7 separate regions of the Mus musculus genome follow, and regions 2, 3, 4, 5, 6 and 7 are each linked to region 1. Evidence: chromatin loops called from intact Hi-C (ENCODE). Cell type or tissue: left cerebral cortex. All regions are shown on one strand. Region 1 holds the start of Exosc8 (exosome component 8). Region 2 overlaps Smad9 (SMAD family member 9). Region 3 overlaps 4931419H13Rik (RIKEN cDNA 4931419H13 gene). Region 4 holds the start of Rfxap (regulatory factor X-associated protein). Region 5 overlaps 4931419H13Rik (RIKEN cDNA 4931419H13 gene). Region 6 has its middle 8.0 kb from the start of Rfxap. Region 7 overlaps 4931419H13Rik (RIKEN cDNA 4931419H13 gene).

Region 1 (4,000 bases):
AACTTGGTATTCATAAAAAATTTTAAAAAGAAAAAAAAAAAGAAAATAACCACAAAGTTTCCTACAAAGTAGTTTAAATCTTTTTGTTTGCCTCTGAAACTCCCCCCACCCCCACCCACCCACCCCCTGAAACTTTTGACCGGTTCAGGTCAGTGACTTGAAAATGATATTACTACTTAACGTTTTTTCATCTTTTTCTTCGGTCTCCCAATTTGAACTAAAGTTTAGATCAACTACAAGGTTGGTGTGATGATAAAAATCTCTTAACATCACCCGATTGCGTTAGACATAGTAGAGCTGGCTGAAAAACTACGTGACACCAAGGATGTCCCACCCAACTAAAAGGAAGTTTATCTTCACCTATGTTGACAGTTGTGGCTCTGAATTCACCAAGTTCTCTTCCATCAGGACGGCAGTTTTCCTTCTAAATGTTTATAAGGAAACGGGTCATAGATGTATTTCGGGTACGCAGCATTAAGCCTCATTCATTTAAATGAACCGAAGCTTGGTGTTTTTACCCACAGCTCTAACGTACAAAACCACCTTCACTCACCAGAAATCTCCTGTAATACTCCAGCGGCTCCACAGTTCTGAAACAATGTTTAAAACGTGTCTCAGTCAGTGCGTCCTAAAGCAGAAACCCAGAACTTGAGAGTGTGGTGTCTGAGGCGTGATCTCGACAGGCTCAGGCGTTTGAAACTGTGTGGCCCGTATTTATAAAAGCCACACAGCAGCAACCGGTTTCCAGCGGTGACCTTAACTGTGCCATAGTCAGGAGGAACAGAGGCCCTTGGCACACCCAGAAGAGGGTCAACCTGGGTGTCAGTCACATCACTCGTGCTCTGAAGCAGGGACCTTAGCGTGACTTCGCGCCGTTATAAACCACACTCGCCAGCATCCACAACTTTACCACGGAAGAGTGTATTGTACATACGTTTGGCCTCCTCGCCGACCCGCGGCCACAAGTGACTGCAGGTAGGTACGGTGCACGCACCGCAGACGCGAGTTTGCAGGCTGCACGCGTGGGCGGCTCCGGGTTTAACCAGAGCGCGCCCAACGCTTTCCCAGTCCCTTCCGAGGGCGGCCCTGCGTGGAGAGCGGCGTGGCCCTCGGCTAAGAGGTCCGGGCCGTCCTGGATGCAGTGTCCCTCAGCGCCTCGAGTGGGCAGAGCCCTCCCGCGGCCCCGCGAGTCCTCGGGGGGGCCCCCACCCGCCGCCGCGCGCCACACCCGCACCCGGGCCCTCTTTGCGCGCGCCGCCACTCACTTGAACCCAGCCGCCATTTTTCCGGCCCGCTCTGCGCCTGCGCAGCCCTCCGCGCCTGCGCCCTCCGGTCGCCAGGCGTGCCTCCAGCCCAGGGCACTCGGAGGGATCCTGGGTTAGGGAAGTGCAGCTACCGTGTTCCTGCGCCCGAGGCATTAACGCCAGCTCCGGCCACCCCGAGCGTCCCGCTAGTCGCCAATCTCGCGGGGTCCCACGGGCCCGCGCGCTTGTGCACGAACACACTCCCACACACACGCAGGCGCACGAGATGAAAAGGGGGTGACCCTAAAACCCTCCACGGCGCCGGGCATCCTTAGATGGCTGCTCTGCACGGCGCGAGGGGTGAAGCCAGTGCACAGGTCCAGGGCTTTGACTTGCCGCACTCGGTGACCGGCCTGCAGTCCTCGGCGGAGCCGCGCGGGGGCGCTGCGGGGAGGCCTCGGCTTTCCTGCCGTGGCGGGGCACGGCCAGGCGGGGGCGCTGCGGGCGGCGGGCGAGGGCTAGGCCGGCCTCTCCTGCGGGGCCGGCTGGGGCGGGGCGCGGCGCCGCACCGCGCTTCCGCAAGTGTGGAGCTGCGGGATGGCTACGCTGCTACTGCAGCTGCTGGGGCTCGGCGTGGCGCTGGCGGCTGCCGCGCTCATTCTGGTGAGACCGTGGTGGAGTCCGGTGCTCCGGGTGTCCCTTCCGCGCTTCCCTCGCGTGCTTGGCTCCCTTGGCCTCAGATTCCCTGAAATCCTTTGAACCTTTGTTCCCCTTTGGAACCCTATTTGAGTGCCCAGAGCCTCCGCCCAGCTTTTCGGGGCTCCTGCTTCTGAACCCCCGCCTGTCACCCCTCCACGCCACTCCCCAGTCTTCTTCCTGGGGCTCCCATATGCACTGCAGCTGGAAAGAGCGGCCGATCCATAAGGCTAGGGACGATGGGTCAGCAAAAGATAGGCCCAGACGGCGTTCTATTCATTTTGGCCAGGGGTCTTTTTGTTTTGTTTTGGGTTTTTTTGCTTGAGAATCAGGCACCTTAGCGTTTTCTTTGCCATTCCTGTAGAAACGTGGCAGACCCCTTCTGATTATGTAGAAGAGGACATATTTGCCAACTAAACTCTGCCACATAGTTTGAAAAGGAGCCTGTAACTCATTCAGAAAGCAGATTCTGAAAAGCTTGCCTGTATTGAGACAGGTGGCCAGAAAGGCCTCTGCCACCTAGCCAATGTACATGTGCACATGCACAGTCTTGGAGTGGTGTAGCCAGATGACTGTCGCTGTGTGTCCGGTGAAGCCAGGCGCCCTCTCTCACTAAAATGCCTTCTTTAAAGGCTTGGAACAAATCTGAACTTTGTTGGCCACGTTCCGGGTTGTGGCCACTTTACTTTGAATCCTTTATACAGACTTAGCTGACTGTGTGTGCACGATGAGGCTGTGTGGACTGTACTAGATCCCACTGGCTTGAACGAGTAGAGGTACCCTTTATTTTACTGCAAGCATGTTGCACTTGGTGTGCAGTGCGTTGCATCTTGAAGCCTACTTTCCATCTGCCTGTTGGCATTCTTTCTCTCCGCCCACTTTTTTTTTTTTTTTTTTTTTTTTTTTTTGAGACAGGGTTTCTCTGTATAACTCTGGCTATCCTGGAACTCACTTTGTAGACCAGGCTGGCCTCGAACTCAGAAATCCGCCTGCCTCCCGAGTGCTGGGATTAAAGGCGTGCGCCACCATGCTCGGCCTCCGCCCACTTTTGAAAATAAATTTAAAACAATTCCAAATAACATTTCATCTCTAAATCATCTGCATTTATTTCTATAAGGACTTCCTTCTAAAACTTTACTGTAATAAGTTAATTCCAACCGTCTTTAAAACCTGTTATTTCTGTGTTTCCAAATACCCTGTCAATTTAAATACTCGGAGTTTGCCAGTATGGAGTTTGCCAGTGTGGATTTTTTTTTTGGTTTTGGTTTTGGTTTTTTTTCGAGATAGGGTTTCTCTGTGTAGCCCTGGCTGTCCTGGAACTCACTCTGTAGACCAAGCTGGCCTCGAACTCAGAAATTTGCCTGCCTCTGCCTTCCAAGTGCTGGGATTAAAGGTGCACACCACCACACCTGGCGCCAGTATGGATTTCACAGACGCCTTCCTAAGCATCTTTAACTTGCCCTCCACATTTCTTGTAGGATCTTGAGATTTAATTAAGTTCACGTGTGTCTTTTTGATGGGCTTTGGAGTGTTTTGTTTTGTTTTTTTTTAAATGAAAAGTCCTCAGGTACCCAATCACCAGAAACACTTTCACATATGAAAGCACACATTTTTTAAAAATGATGAGATGTTTCCCCTGACATCTTAAGAGGGTGGCCAGTTTTACTTTTGCGTTATTACAGACGTAAATTTTTCTGTCTTCATTCAGTGTAGTGATTATTCTTTCGATGCTGAAGTTTCTTTTTCACAGGTCTGAGAAATGCCTTCAAGTGACTCACCTACTTGTCCTCAAGTGACCCCCTGTACCTGTTCCCTTTCATGCAGCCCTCGTGGGTACAGATGGAATTTGCTTTCTCTATGATATGCTGTGTTAATAATACACCTTCCCACCCCAGACCTGGATTAATAGTTTTCTTAGGAGAATCGATTGCTCTTTGGAAAACTGAATTCAGAAGTCACAATCTGGACAGTAGAGCACGCCGCCATACTGTGTTTTTATTTTTATTATTTTTAAGTGTGTATGTGTGTATGCGTAAGTTTAGAAGCCAGAGAGACTTTGG
Region 2 (4,000 bases), 60 kb after region 1:
TGGAAGCTAATTTTGAAATGAGTGAGATCAAAAGTGAGGGAAGCAGTCATAAGTGAGAGGCTATGGACTTGTTCTTGAGAATGGCCATTTATCTGGATCATGGTTTTTTACCCCTTATTTTATGTTTATGGGTGTTTTGCCTGTTTTTATGTCTGCTCGAGTACCGTGTGTATGTAGTACCCATGGAGGCCAGAAGAGGGCGACAGATACTACGAAACTGGAATTACAGATGGTTGTTAGCTTCCGTTTGGGTGCTGGGAGCTGGGCAATTTCTCCAGCTGTCAAGGTTGGATTTTTAATGGGTTGGTAGGAAAAGTCAAAGAAAACAAGTAGGGTATTCAGGGCACACGCACCTTCTCTTCTATGGCCAGGGGTTATGTAGGAGTTAACCTGACAGTAGCAGGTCCCGTTGCATAAGGTACTTGGAGCCATTGAAAAGGAAGCAGAGAAGGAAGAACATGGTTTTGTGCCTACAGGTGTGCATTTGTACTACGTTGGGGGCGAGGTGTATGCGGAGTGCGTGAGCGACAGCAGCATCTTTGTCCAGAGCCGGAACTGCAACTACCAGCACGGCTTCCACCCGGCCACCGTCTGCAAGATCCCCAGCGGCTGCAGCCTCAAGGTCTTCAACAACCAGCTCTTCGCCCAGCTGCTCGCCCAGTCCGTGCACCACGGCTTTGAAGTGGTGTATGAGCTGACGAAGATGTGCACGATTCGGATGAGCTTTGTGAAGGTGAGGGTGTTGGCTTTGGGGTTCTAACATGGAAAATGGGAAGAAAGGACAGCACGCTCTTGGCTCGGCTTGGCATTTGCTCAGCCAGTTCACGTGGATAACAGATTCGTTTTTTTCTTTCTAAAAAAATGTATTGAATCTTGTCTTCTTTTAAAAATTATTTAGTCCAACTTCCACTGCCCATATATTCCTGCATGTAGGGTCACCCAAGGGAACTAGAGTAGATGAGGTCAGCCTACCAGGGGAAACACCCTTTTATAAAACTGGCTCTCCCTAAAACCCATCAACTGTCGTCAGTTAGGGGGAGGGATTTATGAACCTTCTTCCCACTCTATATTAGAATACTGACTGGCTCTCTAGTACCTCTCATATGTGTGTGTGTGTGTGTGTGTGTGTGTGTGTGTGTGTGTGTATCAGGCAAACTAGAAACTCACAGAGATCCACCTGCATTCTGGAATTAAAGGTGTGTACCACTACAGCAAACAACATCAAACCTTTGGGGAAAATGTTATTAAGTTTATAGGAAGGTAGAGATATAAACTGAAAACTATATGAAGTTTTATTAAGTGGCAGAGTGGTTGTTTTTGGTGTGAGGATGCAGGCATCGGGATGATAATAATGGACAGGATTGAATGCTGCAGAGATGTCCCATCCCTCTCTCAGCCACCAGGCACTGCTGTCCCCCAGTGAAAGAATAAGCTCTTCCTCTCAGCTGGGGAAGCTGCCAGGCAAATGTAGGGAATAAATGTATAGATAAATTACAGAAGAAGAGAACTGTCTCTACTCTAAGACAGCACTAATCAGTCTTGGCACAAAGTGGGGTGGAAACCTTGAGGTAGTTGTGAATGATTCAAGGGACTCACCCTGATACTTAAAAATCTGGACTTGTTCATCAGACTCTGTGCTGTATATAACAGTTTTCACAAACCCTACTCGGGAGAGGGATGGCTTTCTTCACAGCTCTTACATTTTCCTCTACATTTATTTTTATTTCATGTGTATGGGTGTTTTGTTCGCATGTATGTGCACCACATGCATGCAGTGCCTAAAACTACCAGAAGAGGGCATCGGTTCCCCTGGAACTGTAGTTACAGATGGTTGTGAGCTGTCATGTGGGTGCTGGGACCACGGGTCCTCTGCAAGGACAGCCAGGGCTGTTAACTGCTGAGCCGTCTCTCCAGTCCCATTTCCCTTTTTAAAAGCTGGGGATGAAACCCAGGGCTTCATGAAGTGAGTTAGTTAAGTGTGGTCTCCTGAGCTACATTCCTAGCCATTCAAAGTTAGTTACCTTGATCAATGAATGTTCTATTTTTCTGTACCCAAATTATATTTTATGATATTGATAATTTTAATCATTATTTTTAAAAACAAGAATAAATATGTATAGTTTACAATTTAAAGATGCCTTTTTAAAGACACCTTTCTGGTGAGGACAAAACTACTTTATCTTTTGACATACAAAGCAGAAAGAAAATCCCTGGAAAATTTCCAGGTGCACTGTTGCCTTGTGGCCAGTAGGGGGCACTACCTTGCAGTTAGTGAACTGTCCTTTAAGTGGGAAAGTTGTTTTCCCCAGGTCTTTTTTTGTTTTTATTTTAATAAGGATGAGCTGTTGGTATCTCACAGGTAATTACTGCAATACAAGCATGCGTGGTCATGTGATCATTTCCCAACATAACTCAGTGTTTCCCAGATACACAATAAATGTACAGAGCTACAAAATGTAATTAAAGGACACAGGCTGCTACTGCTGTTATGGGGCTTCCCCGACCCCGCGTCCTACCCCCTCCTCCCTGTGACAGTAGGGAAGAAACTCAGGTCCTCGCACGGGCTAGGCAAGCACTTTAGCACCGAGATTCAATGCCAATCCTGCAAGGACAGAAACAAAATAAAAACTGTCAATGATTATTTTCTTTCAAGTGACTAGACACTGGTGGTGACCATTGTAAGTGAAAGGCCAGACCATCTTTAAGGTCTTTGTCAGCTCTGAGTTTACTGGCTACAGCTCTCCCTCTTTTAGCCACTCAACAACTATTTACTGAGCAGCTGCCAGGAGCGGCTGTGGGTGCTGGGATGAGGGACTGTTGGTAATTCCCAGACCTTGGCCTTATGAAACCAGTGAACTGGTAGCAAGACAGGCAGTAAGCAACAAGTGAGGTGAACGGGTAAAGGAAAGGAGAGAGGGTACAGGCAGGGGAGGCATTAGTGACGCAGGGTGTGCCCCAGAGGCCTGGATGACCGGGGTCCTCCGTGCAGAAAGCAGTAGAGTCTGAGAGAAAAGCAAACTCCACCTACTACCATCCATGTATCTCTATCTATCTATTAATCAATCAATCAATCAATATCTATCTTATCTATCTATCATCTATCTATCTATCTATCTATCTATCTATCTATCTATCATATATCTGTCATTTTAGTAGCTGTCTCTCTAATCAATGGGGAAAAGTGGGAAATTTCTGAGGGAGCCTGAGACAGAAAAGAAATAAGCTCTAAGCTCTGACATTGCACTCTCAAAGTCAACTACTGATTCTTGCCACTTTGCAATCTCCGGTCTTTAATGACAGACACAGGCTTCCGCATGAAGAGTAGGACATGAGGTTGAGTCTCTTTCCCTGTAATGCGGAGATGGCTTGCCAGCTTCTCCATGTGGTCTGTAGAGCCCCAGGCACCACTAAATAGGTGTCCAGGTGTAAATGAGCTAACAGAGCCCACCCTGCCTGACCTGGGCCACTCAGAGGAGGAGGCATCTGTTCCCTAGAGGCACCGACTTCTCACAGGGAGCCTGGAACCCTGCATTCCCGTGCTCTGCCTGGTGGCACCTGGCAAAAAGCCGCACTTCAGTCTGGGCTCTGTTCTTCCCCTGCAGGGCTGGGGAGCAGAGTATCATCGCCAGGATGTCACGAGCACCCCCTGCTGGATCGAGATCCATCTTCATGGACCGCTGCAGTGGTTGGATAAGGTGCTCACTCAGATGGGCTCCCCACACAACCCTATCTCTTCAGTGTCTTAAGTCACGTCGTCAGCCACGTTGCCACAGAACAGACTCGGGCAGGGGCTTCCATCGTGGCAACCGCAGCTAATGCAGGGTTCCGGATGCAGATGTAAATACACGTGTAACGCATCCGAGTCACGTTTATATCACCGTTTGTTTTGTGCTACCTACTTAACCTGGGGCCAGTGCGGTGTGGTCGAAGAAGCGTGGTTTCTCTCTGATGGGAGCCAAGTCTTCTGTGAGAGGGAAACAGCACGTGAGGGCGTCGGCAG
Region 3 (4,000 bases), 330 kb after region 1:
TCTTCCTATGGGGTTGCGATTCCCTTCAGCTCCTTCAGTCCTTCCCCTAACTCTTCCATTGGGGTCTGCTGGCTCAGCCTGATGGTTGGCTGTGAGTATCTGCATCTGTATTAGTCAGGTGCTGGTAGAATCTCTCAGGGAACAGCCATACCAGGCTCCTGTCGGCAAGCGTTTCTTGGCATCAGAAATAGTGTCTGGGTTTGGTGTCTGAGGATGAATCCCTAGGAGGGGCGGTCTCTGGATGACTTCTCCTGTCTCTGTTCCATTTTCTGTCCCTGTCTTTACATATTTGAATTACGAATCTAGAAGTGAAGACTTTGCTTTACCGGGATAATAGATGCTAGGCGGCTGCAGCTGAAAATTCAGCCATGATTAACAAGAGACCAGCGTCATTTAATTGAAATCTTCCTCAGGGTCAGCTTGCAGAAGCTGTGGTCCAGTCGAGTGTGGGGACAAGGCTGTGCATGCAGCACACGGGCAGCAGAGCTTGGCAAATGATATGCCCCATGTGGTGCTGACATTAGCATCATGAGGGCCGCAAGACTGAATGGGTCACAGAGAGAAGCTGACACTTGCCGTCATGTGGCAGGGTTGGAATCTCTGAAGAGGCCAAAAGAGGCCATTGGTGAAGGGGTAGCCTCAGCTGCAGTGGAGGCCCCAGCATGTTAAACTCTAGAACCATGGGGTGACCATCCAGGACGGGGGCAGGGGCAGAGCGGAGGCAGCCTAAGCCTACTAGACAAGCTGCATGCTGTGAGTGGCAGAGGTGGGGAAGTGGAAATGTCCAAGCCCTTTGGAGCCAGAAGACCATAAGCAAGCCCCTGATCACTGGGTTATTTACATTGTTGGATTTTGCTTTTGCTTTGATTTCTGGTTGTGGCCGTGCACTGGTTCTTGCCTCTGAGTTGCTCGGCTTGGTTTAGAGACACCCAAAGCTAAGAGGCTTGTTTGTATTCTAAAAGAGTCACTGAACTTTTAAATCACTGGAAATTTAAACGCGTGTACGGTGTTTTCTGTTACGATAGATGTGAGATCCTGGGTACAAACAAGAAAGGAAAGGCTGTGGTTCTCTAGTGATGTGTCTGTGTGTCACATTGATAAGGGGATAAGTCACTGTCTTGAATATTCAGTGACTGTTCCTGTTTCTTCTTCTGAGAACTGTCTGTTCGATTCATTTTCCCATTTTTTGGCTGACATGCGTTTTTGGTGTGTATAATTTTCGCAGTCCTTCACATAGTCTAGATACCAATCTCCTCTCTGTAGATAAGATCTTTAATTAGCTTCCAGCTGACACCCACGGTGAGGAGCCAGGGAGGGATGGGCACTGAGCTCCCTCTTTCCATCTACGCAGCTCAGGAGCCAGCCAGGGGCGGGCGCTGTACACAGCAGGGAAGTCTTCCCACCTCAATCAATACAACCAAGACACTGTCCCACAAGCATACCCAGAGCCCCACCTCCCAGGCGATTCTAGATGCTGACAACGTGACAGTCGACACTGTCCATCACAGAGGTAAAAGTAGACTAATATGTTTCAAATATGTTTGCCTAGCGCTGTTACGATAAAATAAGTATTAGCAGGTAGATGACATTTTAGAATAGAACAAACAAACACACAAACATAAACTAGTCAATAGCTTCCTGTGTAGATTTCAGGATCCACCCTGATGTTCAAAGGGTCCTCTTTTGGATACATTTCTTTAAATCAAGGGCAGACTCTTTCTCCACCCTGAAGTTCTTCTTTCTGGCATAATTCTATGGATATAGTAGGCACTCAATTAATGTTTGTTCATTAAAGGAATTAGTAACAAGATGTAAATTATTCTTGGCATATCCTTATACTTCTTATTTATTTACCAATCTAATCATTTATTTCGGTTCTTTCTATTTTTTTTCTTTTTCAAGGTCTTATGTAGTTGAGGCTGACCTGGAACTTACTGTGTAGCTCAGGTTGCCCTTGAACTTGGCTCCTCCTCTCTCTGCATCCCTAGTGCTATGATTTCAGGCAAGCACCATCATGGCCCGCTCAGAAACACACTTCTAAATTATCCAAAGCCTGTCTGCAAGGATATTAAGCCCCCTAAACACTGTTGTCATTGGTAATTCTCTGGACCAGATACTTCCAAAGCTGTGTCACCTAGCTACAGACCCCCTTATCTGATGACTCTTTCCCTTTGTGCTGGGGTCCCCAGTCCATTATCTCCAGCAGGTCTCTGGGCTAGAAAGACTTCCTGCCTCAGCAGGCAAACTGATCAGGGTCCCACCCTCCTTGTACTGTGTGCTACCGCCACCTGGTGGTCAGACCTTTTTGTCCCTGCCCTGCCTGCTGACCTCACTCCAATTACCCATTGCTGAAAGAGAAGCAGCCCAGCTATTTACATCAATTTCTCTAAGCAGGTATACCACCCCATGTTATTATACACTTTCTGTTGCTGTTTAAATACAAATGTCACGCATCAAAAATTTCTTAGGGCAGAAATCTAGGACACTCTGAATCCATTTCTTTAAATCATGCCCTATATATAGGTAAGAAAACAACGTGGGTTCAGGCGTCCATCAAATTTAGTTCCTACTAATCCTAGCTACATGGGAGGTTTCAAAGCCTGAGCTAACAAATTTAAGTCAGAGAAACCCATCTCAGAAAACTACTGTGGTGAAGCCATTGAAAAAGGCACGTGACACAAATCTCTGCTCTCCTCCACAGGCACCCACAAGGGTGAGCACACAAACACTTACATACATGCAGATGTGCACACACACAAATTATCCAGGAAAATAGAGTGTAATACAGTAGAAATGTTTGGTAATCATGAATTTTTATAATTCATCCATATAAAATTATATACAGAAAAATGGCCTAGAACTATTCCTAATACTTTAGGGGATAAATTACGAGATGTGTGTTGCATTTATATGAGAAGAAATAAAAGTGACCATGAAATATTAAATAGTTAAATATTCACCCTGGTATTATTTAATAATACTGAGGTTTGTTAGGCTTATTATAATTTCTAAACCTCCTCCAATAAAAATGCTAATTGCTTAATAAGAGTAGCCAGAGCCACACAGAGAGGCCCTGTCTTGAAAAACCATAAAAGTGGGGGAGGGGGGGGAGTGGTGGAGAGAAGACAAAGAAAAAGGAAAAGTTATTTAAGAATTAAATTATGGGGAGTGAAGAGATGATCTAGTGGTTAAATGCCTGTGATGCTCTTACAGTGGACCTGATTTCACTTCCCAGCACCCTGTGCAGGAGGCTCACAACCACCTATAACTCCAGCTCCAGGGGATCTAACACCTTCTTCTGGCCTGTGTGGGTACCTGCACACACCCACACAGACAGACCACTCACACACACACACACACACACACACACACACACACAGAGGGGGGAGAGAGAGAGAGAAAGGGAGAAAGACAGACACAGAGACACAGAGAGAGACATAGACAGACAGAGACAGAGAGACAGAGACACAGAGAGAGAGAGACAGAGAGAGAGAAACAGAGAGAGGTAGGATGAGATGAACCACTGGGGCATCTGGAGGGATAAAGTCAGCTGAGACTGCACTGTCCAGTACAGTAATGACTGGCCGTGTGGGACTGCCGAGCATGGGATGCAGAGCGCCCTGAAGAGCTGTGTATTTTATTTAACTTATCTCATAGCTATGTATGCAGTATGTAGTATGTTTCTCTGCATGTGATCACTCAGCATAGGTAGTCACCATTCTAGAGCAGGATTGAAATACTTCCGGTTGAGCCCAATCACAGCCCACTAAGGCAGTTCTGTTATTGTAGATATAAATGCATGGATCTGGGGACAGGTTTTCCCCTAAATTATTCTTTTCCTGTAATTTATGTTAAGTGTGCGACATAAACCACCTGCTCTGTAATTTCTTTGGGGAACAATGAAGGTGACTCACGCTGGAAGCTAGTGAGCTAGAGAGGGGACTCTAGCGGCATTTTGCTGTTCCAGCCCTCTGGGAAAACAGGCTGCGGATTTATTTAC
Region 4 (4,000 bases), 72 kb after region 1:
TTCATTGTGTCCAGTGACACAATGCAGTTCTGGAAAAACAGTTCCACTGAAAACAAGCGGTTTTCACTAACAGATCTACAACCACTCAACAAGCACTTACCAGTCTTTTCTGATTTAACACTTGCTCTAGAAGAGTAGGTCTTGCAGGGCGATCACCAAAGGATCCTGTTCTCTGTTTGACAATGGAGAGTATGTTGTCTGTGCTTTCCTGGGATCAAAGATAAACATTTAATACGGTGTTGTAATCCACAACAGCAGGTATTTCAGTGATAATGAACATCTCTCTCTTTGATCTTTCTCCTTTTTTAGGTTCAGGTTCTGTGGAACTTTAGGAAGGCCTGTAGATAAGTCACAGGTACTGGCAGTCATTTCTAAGTAAATGCCCTCCTCCCTGCAGGCACCCTCCTCCCTGCAGGCTTCCCAATCTAGGATCTGCAGTCTCTTGCAAGGTCTCAAACTGAAGCTATTTGGGCAGAGGGGAAGTTTAAATACCTGTGGCCTGTTTTCACTGTTGCAAGAGAATGACAAGTGACACCGAAATCTCACACGGAGCAATCTTTAGTCCAAACAGTCTGCCTGCTTTTGGACAAAATAAATTAACTCAGAGGCAATCTACTGCTAATGAGATACTGGATTCATACCTGATTCACACCCACAAGAAGAGAGAGGCAGTAAAATACTGGTTACAGAAGCAAACAGCTTTCAGAGTAAACTGGGTGGAAGGGGCTAGAAATCACAGCTAAGAGGCCACCACTACAGAGCCAACAGGCAAATTCTGCAACAGCAACCTGTCCCCGAGACACTGAATCCCATTTCAAATTAGTAATGCTTAATCCCATATATGAATGAATCTAAACACTGAACTTCTCCTCACATAAAAGAATGCTGCTGAAGTTAAGTGAAACACTCTGCCTCTGGGAAAGCTTTGGCCTTTTATCTACTGGCTTCCGAGTTGTCTATTAAAACATCCGCGTCGCACCTTTATCGTGAGATGCTTAGCAAACTTTTGTTATAAGAAGGTTTCCATACATACATGTTTTAGGTCTCAAAATATTAAAAACTCTAAAAGAGGATTCTAGTATCACAAAAGCGAAGATTTTTTTCTTCTTCTAACTCTCCCCAGTTACCCTATTTATAGGACCGCTTCCTTTACATACACAGTACATGGAATGCTATAGCTGACTTGACTGTAGAGAACCTTATGTCTTCACAACTCCAGGCCTTGCACTGTGTAGGTAGGATAATGCTAATACCACAAAAATCAGACGTTTATAGTAGCAATAATTTTGAGTCATCTAGGCCAAACTTCCACAAATGTTAGAAGTTCCCCTTCAAAAGGAACTTCTGTGGTAAGGAGTCTTTCTACTTTTTACGGGTTTTGTTTTGTTTTTTAAACAGCTCTAATACTTAGGTGGACTTTGCTGGGTCTGAGCTGAAATGCACACCACTTATAATTTTCACCTAACCAAAATAAATCCGAAGAAACACTAATTGGGCATTATCTTAAGGGCAAAAGACGAGGGAGCCGAGACTTAAGGGAGATGAATAATGGACCTAAATACAGACAGCTAGCAGCAGAAGCCCAATTGCAGGGCACTGGCGTCTCTCTTCCAAGCTTGACTTGAATCAAGCAACCGAGCAACGCCCATGTGTGCTGTAAGTTACTACCCCACTGTCAATCCAACTTTTCTCAGGGGCCAGGGAGTCTAAGAAAAAAAAACAAAGTCACCAAAGTTACAGAAAACCAACAGGGTGTGTCAATGTGCCGGATGCCTCGGGGTAGACACTGGGAAGGGTTTACTAAGGAGAGGTGTAGATCACCTCCAAAGTGCCCATGTCAGCTGGAGCAGAGGATGAGCCCTTGGGGAGACCCTGAGTGTGTACCAAGTAGGTTGGCACCCATCTGCCCTGGCCCCGGGGCCCCGAGGAGCAAGCATACCTCCAGTTTGACGTTGCCTGTGCTGGCCGCGGACGGGCCGCCAGAGCCCAGTGCCTGGTCGCTCTTCTTCTTCTTGTACTTGTCCTTGTACATCTTGTTGCGGTGCTTCTTGCACATCCAGGGCTTGCGCTGCTTGGCCACCTGGCTGGTGGTCTCGCGGCAGCCCTCGTACGTGCAGGTCTTGGAGCCTCGCCTGCGCGCTGCGCCGCCACCCTCCGCGTCCTCGTCCTCCAGCTCCTCCGGGCTGGCCGCACTCTCGCCGCCGCCCGCCGGGTCCGATGTGTCCAGCAGGTCGGCGTCGTCGTCCCCCGCCTCGTCCTCGGCGTCTGCCGCCGCCTCACTCCCCGCCAGGCCCGGCCTCAGAGCGCCGTCCGCCTCGGCCTCGTCCTGCCGCATCACCAGCACCGTCACCGGAGGGGCCGTCCGGGGACTGGCGGTGCTCGGCCCCGAGCCCTCGGGCACAGCCTGCGCCTCCGTGCTGCCGCCCGAGCCCGGGTCCGCCACCGCGGCCCGTCAGCTCTTGAGAAACACAACCGTACTCGACAAGCGGCAGCCCGCCGCACGTCCCGGAGCCGAACCGCCAGCACTGCACTGCGCGTGCGCCGTAGCGGTCCGCGAGCCTCTGCTTGGGAACGGCGAGAGGGGCGGGGTTGAGCAGGTGCGAGACAGAACCGACTGCGCCTGCGCGGCGGCCATCCGCAAGCGATTCCTAGGTGCAGGCTGACCAAGAACCCGGCTGACAGCCGGTCGTGGTGGCGCATGCCTTTAATCCCAGCACTCGGGAGGCAGAGGCAGGCAAATTTCTGAGTTCGAGGCCAGCCTGGTCTACAAAGTGAGTTCCAGGACAGCCAGGGCTACACAGAGAAACCCTGTCTCCTTCCAGGCGGGGCGGAGCGGCTGACAGAAGTCCCGATTGCGCATGCGCAGCTGTCCTCCGCTCGCCTGGCGCTCACCAGTTGGAAAGACTGGAGAATGGAGACTGGAGGACGGCCAGGAGACACTTTCTGCCTGGACCCATCCTCCCTGACGGGTTCAAAACGCGTCTCTCCTGGAACGTCTCTGGATAGATTAGGTTCCCGAGAGGCCTGAAGAGGAGTTTGAAACAACTCGAGGAGGAAACGGTTTATTTGGCTAATGCATCCCAGTCAAGTCCCATGGGGACATGGAGGAAAGCTTGCTCACAAGCTCTGGTTCGCCTTAGGGTTTCTACCCAGTGCGGACGCTCCTGCCTTTTCTGACATTCCCAGTAATGAGATTGTTGACTCATGTGACAGTTCTGTTTTTATTTTCCCCACAAGCTGCTCTCTGTCTTCCATAGTGGGTGCTCGGGTTGGCGTTCACACTAGCAGTGTAGGAGAGGTCCCTTTTCCCGTATTCCCCCAACCCCCGCCAGTGCTCGATAGATATCTTATCTCTGATAATAACCGTTTCATCTGGGATGAGATAGATAACACTGTTCTTCAGGATTAGGGATGTATATTACATACACCTGTTGGTCTTTGCATGCTTTCCTTTGTGAACCAACTACATCGCCCATTTCAATAGGATTATTAGGTTATTATTATTGTTATTACTTATTTTTATTACGTTTGTTTGAATTCTTTTCTTTCTTTTTTGTTTGTTTTTGTTTTTTTGAGACAGACAGGGTTTCTCTGTATAGCCCTGGCTGTGCTGGAACTCACTCTGTAGACCAGGCTGGCCTCGAACTCAGAAATCCACTCAGAAATCCACCTGCCTCTGCCTTCCCAGTGCTGGGATTAAAGGCGTGCGCCACCACGCCCAGCCTTTGTTTGAATTCTTTATTTGTTTGTTTATTTATTTATTATATGCAAGTACACTGTAGCTGTCCTCAGACACTCCAGAAGAGGGAGTCAGATCTCCTTACGGATGGTTGTGAGCCACTATGTGGTACCTTTGGAAGAGCCGTCGGGTGCTCTTACCCACTGAGCCATCTCACCAGCAGACATTCTGATGTTAACTACTCATCAAATGTAGCTTGCAAACATTCTCTCCCATCTTCGACACGGTGGGAAGCATGGCAGTGTCCATGGTGCTGGAGAA
Region 5 (4,000 bases), 340 kb after region 1:
CACCACCACCAGTAACAAAATAACAGAAATCAATAATCATTGGTAATTCATACCTTTCAATATCTATGATCTCAAATAAATAAAAAGACACAGACTAAAAGAATGGATAAGAAAATAGGATCCATCTTTCTGATGTATCCAAGAAACAAACCTTAACACCAAAGACAGACATTGCACCAGAGTAAAAGGATGGGGAAAATGTTCCAAGCAAATGGATCTAGAAGCAAGCTGGTATTGCCATTTTAAAATCTGAAAGAAAAAAAAAAGATATCAGACCAAAACTAATCAGAAGAGAGAAGAAAGGCACTCATTAAAGAAAAATCCATCAAGAGGACATTTCTGTTCTTAACATCTATGCCCCAAACACAAGGGCACCCACTTTTAAGAAACACATCTACAGCTTAAATCACATATTGACACTCACATGCAAATAATGGGAGACTTCAATACCCAACTCTCACCAATAGATCATCTAGCCAAAAACAAAACAGAGAAATGCTGGAGCTAACCAATGTTATAAAACAAATGGGCCTGACAAATATCTACAGAACATTTCACTCAAATACAAAAGAATATACATTCTTCTCAGCACCACATGGAACTTTCTTCAAAACTGGTCACATACCTAGACACAAAAGCAAGTCTCAACATAAAAAAGAAAATTGAAGTTGCCCGGCATTCTATCAGACCACCATGGATAAAGCTGGATAGATATCAACAGGAACAACAGAAAACTTACAAACTCATGAAAACTGAACAACTCACTACTGAATAAAAAATGAGCCAAGATAGAAATTAAAGACTTGCTATAATTGAATGAAAATTAATGCACACAACATAGCCAAATTTATGGGACACATGATAGCCATTCTCAGAGGCAAGATCATAACACTAAGTGCTTATGTAAAAAAACTGGAGAGATATCTATCATATTAGCATTCCACAGATCACCTGAAAGCTCTTGAAGAAAAAAAAAAATGAAATCACACTCCAAAGAAGTAGATGGCAAAAAATTATCAAACTCAGGGCTAAGATCAATAAAATAGAAACAACAACAACAAAAAAGATACAAAGAATCCAAAAAACAAAGAGTGGAATCTTTGAGAAAAGCAATAAGATCGACAAACCTTATCCAAATAAACTAAAAGACACACAAAGATAGAGGATATGCAAATTAACAAACTCAGAATTGAAAGGGAAACAGGACAGACATAGAGGAAATATAATCATAAGGAAATACTTCAAAAACCTGTACTTCTACCAAATTGGAAAACCTGGAAAAAAAATGGTCTTGATAGGTATCACTCACCACAGTTAAATCAAGATCAGATAAGTAATCTAAATAGACCTATAACCCTTAGTAAAATAGAGGCAGTCATTAAAAGTCTCCCAACTGAAAAATACCCAGGGCTAGATAGTTTTAGCAAAGAATTCTACCAGACTTTCAGAGAAGAATTGATGTCAATATTCCTCAATTATTCCACAAGACCGGAAGAGAAGGTACATCACTTAATTCATTTTGCAGAACCACACTTACCCTGATACCCAAACTACATAAAGACCCAACAAAGAATTACAGGCCAATTTTCCCCCATGAACATCAGTGCAAAAATACTCAATAAAATACTTGTAAACCGAATCCAAGGACATAACAAATAGGTCATCCACCAAAATCAAGTAGGCTGTATCAAGAGATGCTGTGATGGTTCAATCTAAGAAAATCCATCAGTGTAATCCACTATATAAATAAACTGAAAGAAAAAAAAAAACATGATCATCTCATCAGATGCAGAAACAGTACAGACAAAATCCAACACTCTTACATGATAAAAGCCCTTGAGAGATTAGGGATACAAATTACATACTTTAACATAATCATGGCAGTTTACTGCAAGCCCAGAGCCAATAACAATTTAAATGGAGACAAATTCAAAACAATTCCACTGAAATCAGGAATAACATTGTCTACTCTCTTCTTGCCTATTCAGCACAGTACTTGAAGTCTTAGCTAAGGCAACTAAACAACCGAAGAAGATCAAGGGGATACAGATTGTAAAGGCAGAAGTCTAACTACCTTTGTTTGCAGATGATATGATAGTATATACAACTGGTCCTAAAAGTCTCACCAAAAAACTCCTACAGCTGATAGACACTTTCAACAAAGTAGCTGCATAGAAAATTAACTCACAAAAACCAGTAGTCCTATATACAAATGACAGAGGGACTAAAAAAGAAAACAGGGAAACAATGCCTTTCACAATAGCCCCAAATAATATAAAATATCTTAGAGTAACTAACCAAGCAAGTGAAAGACTTGTATGATAAAAACTTAGAGTCTTTGAAGGAAGAATTTGAAGAAGGCTTCGGAAGATGGAAAGATCTCCTAGGCTCACGGATCAGAAGAATTAGCATGGTAAAAATGGCCATCCTAGCAATCTGTAAATTCAATGCAATCCCTATAAAATTCCAAAATAATTCTTCACAGATCTTGAAAGGACAATTCTCAACACACACAAAAACAAAAACAAAACAAAACAAAAAAAAACCCACAAAGCCTAGAATCACTAAAACCATCCTGAACAATAAACACTCCTGGAGGTATCACAATTCTCCAATTTCACGTTGTACTGTAAAGCTATAGTAATAAAAATAGGATGGCATAAAACCCGACTTGATGTTGATCGGTGAACTCAGATTGAAGACCCAGATGTAATTCCACAAACCTATGGTTACCTTATTTTTGATCAATAAGCCAGAAACACTCCGTGAAGGAAAAAAAGCATCTTCATCAAACGGTGCTGGTCAAACAGCTGCATGCAGGAGCATCCAAATAGATCCATACTTATCACCCACACAGAACTCAACTCCAGATGGATCAAAGACCTCAACATAAAACCAGACACAGTGAACCAAATGGAAGAGAAAGTGGGGGGATGAGTTCAAGTGGGCTTGTACTCATCAGCACAGGAAAAGGTCTTTCTTCTAAACAGAGCACCACTAGCACGGGCACTGAGATCAACAATTAGTAAATGGGACCTCATGATATTAAAAAGCGTCTGTAAGGCAAAGGACACTGTCATTTGAACAAAACAACACTCCACACAATGGGAAAATATTTTTAACAAATTTGCATTGATAGGAAACTAATATCATACACACACACACACACACACACACACATATATACATATACATTAACTCAAGGTCTCCTTGCTGCTCATATCAGAGAGTCCTCTCTAGTCAGGACATAAGTTCTGTCTGGATCAACATCCCTCTCTAACCCCAAACATTAGCAGCAAAGAAATTCTAAGATCCTTTCTCTGCCCTTCACCTCTCTGACCCCTGACCTTTGCCTGTAGGAAACATAGACTTTCTGTGATGCTTAGAACATTTTGTGATTAAAAAAAAAAAAAAAAAACCAAAAAACTTTTTTGTTAACTTATTTTGTTATGCTCAGTGGAAGAGAATAGAGGGGTTTGTGTTCATCTGTTTGTTTGTTTGTTTCCTGTTAAAGGATACCTTTCAAAAGCAAGAAGTCTTAAAGCTGGAGAGATGCCTCAGTGGTTAAGGGCACTGGCTACTCTCCCAGAGGGCCAAGGTTTGGTTTGCTGCACCCACATGGTGGTTTATATCCATCTATAACTCCAGTTCCAGGGAAATCTGAGGGTCTCTTCTGGACTCCTTGGGTACTGCCCGCATATTTATGAATACATAATACAAGTAAAAACTTTTTGAAATAAGAAATATTTTTAAATTAACATTGTATTCAATATAATCTCTATAACTAAATTCATACTAACCAGTCCAGGTAATCATTGACTAATTTATCTCTTTTATCAGCACCTATTATGTTTATGTATCCAAAAAGTTTTGTATACAGTTTTCATTTAGAGAGTGGAAATTAGCTCACATTTATATCAGCATTTATATCATCATATTAAATCAGCATGTATAATGTTTTAGAATACTACCTTTCTTTAATATGCTTTAGTGCAAGTCC
Region 6 (4,000 bases), 80 kb after region 1:
AAATGCTGGCAAGCATGTCTCGAGTTTGCTTAAAAGCATGCAGCCTGTGAGTGTCAAATGTTCGCCATACCATCCAAATGGGGGCAGTATATTTCTGCATTAGTTTTGCTCAAGCTATCCTTATGCTAGATGCTAGCTAGATTATGCTGCAGAGCTGAAAAATCTGTAGGTCCTCCGTGACCAGGCATTTTCCTGTACAGTTCCTAACATTCTTAAAGTGCTCCTCTTCAAAGTGACAGTATTAAGAGGTGGGCCTGTGGGAGGTGATGGAGTAATATGGGAGTTCTTGGGACTACTATAAAGTCCTGAAAATAGTTATTTCAGGGCCTGGGGAGATAGCTCATTTGATGAAGGGCTTACAATATGCACCTGAAGGTCTGAGCTCCTATCTTTAGCACTCCTGTTAAAAGCTGGGTTTGACCTGTGTCCGTTACCCCACTGCTCTGGGTGCAGGGACAGATGGAGTCATTGAGTTCCCTCTAGCCTCCATGAATTCCAGGTTCAGTGAGAGACCTCTGGCCAACACACACACACACACACACACACACACACACACACACACACCCTCACATGTACGCACACATACCACCACACACCACCCAGAGATCCATAGCCATACAGGTTGCAGACGCAGTCCTTGATCCCTCTGTCTTTTGTGGATCTAGCAAGAAGGCAGCCTTTTGTGTGTTAGGGAAGAGGCTTCCACTAAGCAAGCTACTGGGGGCTTGAGCTGAGACTTCTCAGTCTCCAGAACTGTGAAGAACACAAAGTTATTGCTTGGTTATAAATCATCTATAGGGCAGTACCCTCTTACAGCAGACTAAACAGGCTGGCAAAGCTACTTTAAAAACATTACGTTTATTGATAAAGCCATGAGATTTCTTTTTTTTCTATAATAAGACTGATGCCCTTCCCTTAAAAGGCAGACTAAACAAGGCTTTTCAATGAAGAGATGGGGCCCTCACCGTCTCTCTCCAGCCTTAGCAGGAGGAGAGAACACAGGATCTGATTGAAAAATGGGAAGTGGTACAAAGTGGGGGCATTATGCGCGATGACGCTTGCCAAAAATGTGCAGCGCGAGTGTGATTAATTCTTTAGAACTCACTTCCTGTTTACAGGGACACAAGAGAGGGAAATACTAAACCCCAGGATGTGGAAGCAATCAGTAAAATTCCCAATGTGGATTCTAAAAGACAGATGGGAGTAGATAACCATCATGAATTTTCAAAGGTGTATTAATCCCATTTGGTTACAGAAGAGATTGTCCTTAAGTTTATAAGACTGACGACTAACAACTTGAGAGTGACTTGTTATGATGACTGCATTTGACTGAGTTGATGTAGCTGACACACACACGCACACACACACATATCAAGCAGTGATGATTTACAAGTGCTAAATCTAGGCGCATATGTACTCATTGATATGTTTTTTAAAAAACATTTTTAGGCATTTGAAAATATATGTATTAATAAAAGCACAAGTTAAAATAACTATACAGTATGAAGGAGGACTTTATCAACTATTCTTGAAAGATATATTTTATCATCTTTGTATTTTAATAATTTGATTCTTTTTTCATTGGTTAAACTTAAAATCATATAGGTTCATAGTGTGAATGAAATTCCCTTTTGTTTATTTAATTTTAAAGATCTATTTTTTAATTTTACGTGTGTTTGTCTGAATGTTTGCCTGGTGTCTGTAGAGGTCAGGAGAGGGCACCAGATCCCCTGAGACCCCCTGAGACTGGACTTATAGATGGTTGTGAGCCACCATGTGGACGAAGGAGGAATCACACTTGGGTCCTCCGGAACAACAAATAGTGAACCATTTCTCTAGTCCCTGTAACATTAAAATAATAATAATAATTAAATTTAAAATGATTTTTAAAAGAAGAAACAAATATCTGTGCTCAGACTACTTCTTCCTTCTCATATAGCAAAGAATTCTGGCCCAGGGAGTGCTACTACTCACACTGAGTGGGCCTTTGTCAATCCTTCAATTCACCAAAGGAAAAACGAGTTCCACCATTTGAGTCAAACTGAAGAAAGCCTTTAATTAAACACTGACCAGGCCGGGCATTGGTCAGGGCCACTCCCTGGAATTCCCAGCTGAGCGGTGACAAGACATGTGTTGTAGCGGATATTTAATGATAAAGCCACATGGCCACCATATATTCCCATGTGGCTTGGCTGCTGTTTTCCAAGAACTATAACTCCCAGCATCCTGGGGAATTACCTGGTCCTTGAGCAGGAGGGCCTTACAGGTTAACTTCTGAGAGTTAAACCTTCCCTCTCAATGAACATAATCAAGAAAATCCCTTGTAGACATACCTAGAGGCCGTCTAGATCTCATCAAGTTGACACTTGAGATTAACCATCGCAGCTTCACCCCTTGTCAACTTGACATCCAGATACATGAATTTAAATCACGATATTCTGTCTCTTCTCCCCAGAGTGCCACATTCTGACAATACGAAATACAACCCAACTTCTGAAGTCCTCATAGTCTTTAACAATTCCAACAGGCTAAAAATCCATGGGATTAGTCTGAGATTCATGGCTACGTCTTAGCTATCCCCACCTCTAAAATATAAACCAATTTACATCCTTCCACCATGAAATAAAGAATAAACTCTTCTATCCCCCAAATGGGAGGATTGGGGTACAGCAAGGACTGTTTGGACCCCAAGTTAAATGTAGCCAGGGAAACACCAAGTCCTGCCGCTTTGTGTCCAGCATCTGGAGCTTTTGATGAAGTAGTGGGCCTCCAAGGCTGTGGGTAGCTTTGCTTCCCAGCTCTGCTGCCTGGAGTGCATGTAGCTTCTCTCTATGCCAGTTCTACTCCAGGCCTGAACCTTCCCTTGGTAGCCGCTCCATAGATGTATCACCTCCAATTCTCCCCTTGCAGAAACTTCAGTTCTGATGCACATTCATGGCCTTAGCTGTTCTCTGAAACTGCAGCAGGACTTTGGATCACATTACTCCATCAATTTTGCATCTTTGATGCCTACAAATCAGTACCTTTTGGACAGCACTGGCAAGCTGAGCTGCCAGCTTGCTATGGCCTGGCTCGCAGTGGTTTTAGTGTCTGTGTGTTGATCCCAAGGAGATGTTCTCCTAGGCAGCTGACTCTGAGAAGCTGGGGGACCACTCAGCTAAGGCTTTCTCCCTTCAAATGAATTTGGGTCTTACACAAGATGGAGCCTCTCATAGGTGGTGTTTCCCTCAGGACTCTTCTCAGAGAGATTAAAAACTCTACACAGAAAAATGGAGTTTGGGATGTGTGAGTGTGTGTACATATGTATGTGTATATGCATGCATATATGTGTGTAGAGATAATCTCTTGTGCACTGTGTAAAAACATTCACCTGTCAATAAAATGCTGACTGGCCAATGAACTGAGGCAGTATTAGAAGGTGGGACATCCAGCAGAGAGAGAGAGAGAGATTTGATGATGGGATTGAGTAAGGCACTGGGAGATTTGCCTGGGTGTAGAGGAAAACTGTCTCATGAAACTGAGGACCAGGTAATCAGCCACATGGCAGGACATAGAATAGCATAAATGCAATAATAAAATTATGAGCTACTTGGAGAGCAGGCCCTAGTTTATGGCCTAAGCATCTATTCATAAATATAATTAAATTGCAGATGCATTATTTTGGGGAATTTACATGCAGATGGAAAGGGCTGTACGTATGTTTTTATGTGTGTGTGTGTGTGTGCATATGTTACATGTATGTATGTATGTGTGTATAGTATGTATGTATGTGTGTGTTTCTGAATAAGGAAACACAACAATCAGCTATGAGTTTTAGAAATGAATGAATAAAAGAATGGAGATATCACTTAGTTGCCTAGCATCTGCAATCTCTATAACAAGGAAGAAGAATATATTATAAGGATGCAAGATGGAATGTGAGACAATCCACTGTTTCCCCCATGGACTCTCTTGATAATGAACTATTTAATGCTTTCCTGGACCTAAGCCCTTTCTGGAA
Region 7 (4,000 bases), 340 kb after region 1:
ACTGAGGACCAGATTATACTATCAATTTTACTGCCATCTCCACTGTATCCTAAAACGTCCAGAATTCCATTACTTTGATCACGTATCAAATAAGCTTTAGCTACTGAATAAAACATTAAGAAAAATCATAGGTAAACTTTGCTGTTTTAAAATCATGATTCTGGTTTCTTTGTATATTTAACATGAAGTAGTCCAGGAGCAAGGTCTGTGGTCAGAGACTCATTTCAGTGATGTAGCACACACAGGAAAACAATAAACTATTCCACCCCCCTACACGGAACTATCTCAATTGCATTTGGTTACATTTGGTATTAAGGCTTCAGAGTTAAAATGGAAGCCTCAGAAAAGTTATGATACTTGAAAAGTCAGATCCTCATTAAAATGGTGATTGTGGGATTCTATTGCCACTACTCCCTCCATGCTGGTTCTTACTGAAGGGAGAAGAGTAAAGTAATGATGAGAGTCTCTGACTTTGCGAACACACACATACACACATGTGCGCGAGTGCATGCACGCGCGCGCGCACACACACACACACACACACACACACACGTGCACACATGCTTGGATTTATAATCCTCATACTTTCTGCAGCATCCAGGAAACCCCCAAGTCTCAAGGGTATTTTCAGATTTGTTATATTATACGGAAAAGAATTTAAAGCCATTGGAAGCTTCCGAAGTCGACATCATCCTGCATCTTTGCAAACGCTAACGTCACGCATTCCTTAGTTATATCACAACATCTACAAAAACATTAATGTGAGCAGCTTCCAACCAAGCCCAGCGCTTGACACTTTAGAAAGTTGTTAATGAGCATGCGGTCCTGTACAAGTCAGTGTTTAAAACAATTATATTCCTACGGTTTTATATCTGAAAATAATTAGTAGGGATTATTTTCCTTATTCCACAACCACGGTATTAATTAGCAAATACCAGCTGTCTATTTGGCCTCTTCCATCCTCTCCTTCTCCAGCCCACACCATTTCCAACACCCACCCCTTTACCTCCTTGCTTATCTCTATGCTCCACCCTTTTAGAGCTGCCCTCGTCTTTTCCAACTGATTCAGCTGCCATTGGTTTAAAACTGCCGGTACATTGCAACGGAAGTTTGGTATCTGTGTTAGGGCTTAAGTGGCGGTCAAGTGATACTTTTCTTGCTCCAAGAATATACTCTTTGATATTTCTCACTTATCCCTGCTTGTTATTTCTTCCCATGGTCGAGCACAGCTGGGCTGTGAACAGGTGGTATCGGAGTGAGCAATGCGCAAAGCCACTCAGCCCCAAGCATCTTTTGAACACGGTTCATCCTGATCTTGCAGGCTGTGGAACAGGACCATTTATTTATTTATTTATTTATTTATTTATTTATTTATTTATTTATGGAAGATCAAGTACAGACATCAGAATTGCTTCTTTGGTTCTAACTAGTAAGACTTCTAGGAAACTATCCAGCCAAGAAAGAATTTCTACTCTTTGGTTCTAACTAAGTAAGACTTCTAGAAAACTATCCAGCCAAGAAGGAATTTCTACACAAGCAGTTCCTGCCGTTTTTCTTTCCTGGAATCCTTGCGTGCCATTATGAAGCTATGAAAACCATTTGTGCATAGAAGAAGCAATCAGATCTGGGGACCTGATAACAGGAAGACTAAGGAGGGTTTTAAGCCCTGAACAGGACCGAAGTGAAGCAACTTACCACAAGAGGGCAACAGAGAGCTACTGCCGCATGGGTGTTAACTGTGTGCCATTTCCCAGGGGTGTTCACGGGCTAGATGGGTCTGTCCATGGAAAACTGTATTAGACTGTCTTTTTCCAAACTCTTGGATTGTGTATAAGCCCCTCAAAGTTCTGATGATACTTGCGATGAAGGGACTAACTTCATTTTCTCAGACGAATTAACCATGTTTTCCTTTGCCTTGTGAAACACTTCAGTGACTTGAGCCTTCTGTGGGAGTCTGTTCATTTATTTCTGTAGCACCAGAGACTGAATGTTGAGCCTCGCACTTGTAGGTAATTGGTTTACAACTGCGTTACATCTAGCCTACCATGGTGTATTCTTAACAATAACTGTAGGTGGACATTGAGAATAGCTTATATGATAAAGGCTGCTGAACAGGGAGGGAGTCTGTGGTATTTCTAAGACTGTCTCTGGGCTATCTGACCTCTCCTCAGGCTCCATCCCTCTGTAGCAGGATGGGGAAAGCTTTAAAAACACACCGCTGGAAGCTGGCTGAGTTGGCTTAACCCAAGGCCCCAGCAAAGGCGCTCCCTTAGACATGGCTGGGAACTGCAGTGGCTTTCCAGCTGCAGATAGGAAAGGGCTGTGCCACAGCTCACCTGAGTTTGCCATCCTGGCCAGGACAAGAAGCATCTTAGTGAATTCACAAGAAAGTTCTCAGAGAGATCCAGGAAATGAAGCCACCACACCCAGAATTCAGAAATCCCTATGTCTCTGGTTGCCTGGAAAGGCCTGAAATAAATAAGACTCCATACATGTCAGAAGGGCCCAGAGAGACAGCTATAGGCACATCTCTTGGGGAACACACAGCAAGAGAAGCCAAGGCCCACATGCTGTGGCTAATAAGGACACAAGAAATTCTTTTTGGTCCAGGCAATTATTGCTTATATAGACAGGAAGAGAAAGAGAGAGCCAATAGTTCTTAGTCCCTAGATTCTTCTTATGGCACACGCCTAAAAGTATAACCATGAGACACAAGTGTTGGCAACAGAAGTCATGACAGTCTCATGACAGCCTGTCCCCAGAGGAGATGGGGAGACAGGCCTCAGATGTCAGCGTTGAGAGGTTCCTACCTCCTCACTCACTGGGATACTGTAATTGTACCAAGGTTCAACCCTCCGAGCAGAGGTGTGTGTGTGTGTATGTTCGCTAAACGTAGGGACATTAAACTTAGAAACAAACAAGAAAGTAACTTAGGAAATCTCCCAAGCATTTGAGAATGTAAGAATTAATGCCCTTTCTAAACAATCCATGGGTCAAGGAAGTCACACAAGAAGTTAGTACTTTACCTAAATTAAGACAAAAATATAGGCTACCAAAATGTATAGATGGCCAAAGCACCACTAACGGGTACACTTCCAGCTTCAGACGCCTGTGTTGGTAGGGTTTCTTTCTATGTTAAGGAACTAGAAACCATTAAGCAAGCCATGTGGTTTGAATGAGTAATGTCTTCCATAGGCTCGGGTGGCTTAATACGTGGTGCCCAGGGTGGTGTTATTTGTGGAGGTTCCAGAACCTTTAGGAGGTAGAACTTAGCTGGAGGAAATAGGTCACTGGCGGCAGGCTTTGAATGTCCATAGCCTCACCCCAGTTCCAGTTTGATCTCTTTGCTTCTTGCATGATGAGATGTGACCAGCCAGCTCCCTGATCCAGCCATATCTGCCCTACCAGTCATTACGGAATGCCTGCCTAGAACTGTTAAGAGAAAATAAATTATTTCTTCCATAAGTTGATTTTGACCATGGTAGTTTGTCACAGTAACAGGAAGGTAGTTGATGCAAAAAATTAATGCCAAAGTAGCTTAATAAATGAAATGATAAAGGGTTTATTCTTATATTCTAGGAGTTACGATCACTGTGTAGAATAAACTTCAGTGACTGGGGAACAGAGAGCCCTGAATGCGCTGTTAGACTTACATTCAGTAGATCTTCCATACAGAACCCATCACATTCAATGGTAAAAAGATGGTCCTCTCAGCAAATGATTCTTGAATATCCACATGGAAATGTGTTGATTCTTGCCTCGCATCATTATTAAGACCTAAACATGGATTACAGATCCAAATATAGAAGCGAAAACGATAACAACAAAATGTGAGAGGAAAATCTTAGCACAGGAGTAGAGCTGTTGCTAGGCAGCCTGATGCTGTATCTATCTGGCCTAGTACAGGTTAACCGGAGACCAATAAAGGTGGAGATGAGACTGCAAAGCCAGGCGGTGAGCCCCCAGTGACAGCCACAGGCTAATCATGCCTTTTGTGGGC

Evidence for each region. Hi-C counts contacts between places; a loop is a spot of excess contacts. Peaks named below come from ENCODE experiments on the same cell type or tissue, not always from the same donor. Only the 100,000 strongest peaks of a DNase experiment are listed, where the experiment ranks them.
Region 2: it touches region 1 in a loop (4-fold over the local background); 15 of 42 quality-filtered maps call a loop at or near these places.
Region 3: it touches region 1 in a loop (2.7-fold over the local background); 8 of 42 quality-filtered maps call a loop at or near these places.
Region 4: it touches region 1 in a loop (4-fold over the local background); 16 of 42 quality-filtered maps call a loop at or near these places.
Region 5: a loop joins it to region 1, with 2.6 times the contacts of the local background. A loop is called at or near these places in 10 of 42 quality-filtered maps.
Region 6: it touches region 1 in a loop (7-fold over the local background); 12 of 42 quality-filtered maps call a loop at or near these places.
Region 7: it touches region 1 in a loop (2.1-fold over the local background); 3 of 42 quality-filtered maps call a loop at or near these places.

What each region holds. Positions count from the first base shown.
Region 1 is chr3:54,733,743-54,737,742 of GRCm38, forward strand. It overlaps Exosc8 (exosome component 8), which reads right to left and starts at 1,622. Exons shown (of 11, transcript NM_027148.3): 1 at 1,266-1,622; 2 at 554-590; 3 at 361-424. The coding sequence starts at 1,282. Alg5 (asparagine-linked glycosylation 5 (dolichyl-phosphate beta-glucosyltransferase)) reads left to right here and starts at 1,797. Exons shown (of 10, transcript NM_025442.3): 1 at 1,797-1,907. The coding sequence starts at 1,842. In left cerebral cortex, a CTCF peak has its summit at 1,678; DNase peaks (open chromatin) are centred at 725, 1,039, 1,346, 1,692 and 1 more place; H3K4me3 peaks cover 2,492 bases; H3K27ac peaks cover 1,792 bases.
Region 2 is chr3:54,793,756-54,797,755 of GRCm38, forward strand. It overlaps Smad9 (SMAD family member 9), which reads left to right. Exons shown (of 6, transcript NM_019483.5): 5 at 477-733; 6 at 3,603-4,000. The coding sequence ends at 3,746. Among named protein-coding and RNA genes, the nearest start is that of Rfxap, 12 kb to the right of the region's middle. In left cerebral cortex, CTCF peaks have their summits at 201 (motif pointing right), 2,248 (motif pointing right) and 3,644 (motif pointing left); DNase peaks (open chromatin) are centred at 2,239 and 3,649.
Region 3 is chr3:55,062,327-55,066,326 of GRCm38, forward strand. 4931419H13Rik (RIKEN cDNA 4931419H13 gene) reads left to right here. Exons shown (of 8, transcript NR_040593.1): 6 at 1,352-1,510. Among named protein-coding and RNA genes, the nearest start is that of 4931419H13Rik, 9.1 kb to the left of the region's middle. In left cerebral cortex, a CTCF peak has its summit at 2,286 (motif pointing left); DNase peaks (open chromatin) are centred at 1,291 and 2,290.
Region 4 is chr3:54,805,260-54,809,259 of GRCm38, forward strand. Rfxap (regulatory factor X-associated protein) reads right to left here and starts at 2,532. Exons shown (of 3, transcript NM_133231.2): 1 at 1,940-2,532; 2 at 101-208. The coding sequence starts at 2,416. In left cerebral cortex, CTCF peaks have their summits at 3,752 and 3,985; DNase peaks (open chromatin) are centred at 2,164, 2,627 and 2,822; H3K4me3 peaks cover 2,858 bases; H3K27ac peaks cover 1,565 bases.
Region 5 is chr3:55,070,393-55,074,392 of GRCm38, forward strand. The region is part of intron 6 of 4931419H13Rik (RIKEN cDNA 4931419H13 gene); the gene reads left to right. Among named protein-coding and RNA genes, the nearest start is that of 4931419H13Rik, 17 kb to the left of the region's middle. In left cerebral cortex, no CTCF peak of the experiment used is centred here; no DNase peak of the experiment used is centred here.
Region 6 is chr3:54,813,741-54,817,740 of GRCm38, forward strand. No RefSeq gene overlaps it. Among named protein-coding and RNA genes, the nearest start is that of Rfxap, 8.0 kb to the left of the region's middle. In left cerebral cortex, CTCF peaks have their summits at 76 and 1,773; DNase peaks (open chromatin) are centred at 79 and 1,761.
Region 7 is chr3:55,078,588-55,082,587 of GRCm38, forward strand. The region is part of intron 6 of 4931419H13Rik (RIKEN cDNA 4931419H13 gene); the gene reads left to right. Among named protein-coding and RNA genes, the nearest start is that of 4931419H13Rik, 25 kb to the left of the region's middle. In left cerebral cortex, a CTCF peak has its summit at 1,706 (motif pointing right); a DNase peak (open chromatin) is centred at 1,706.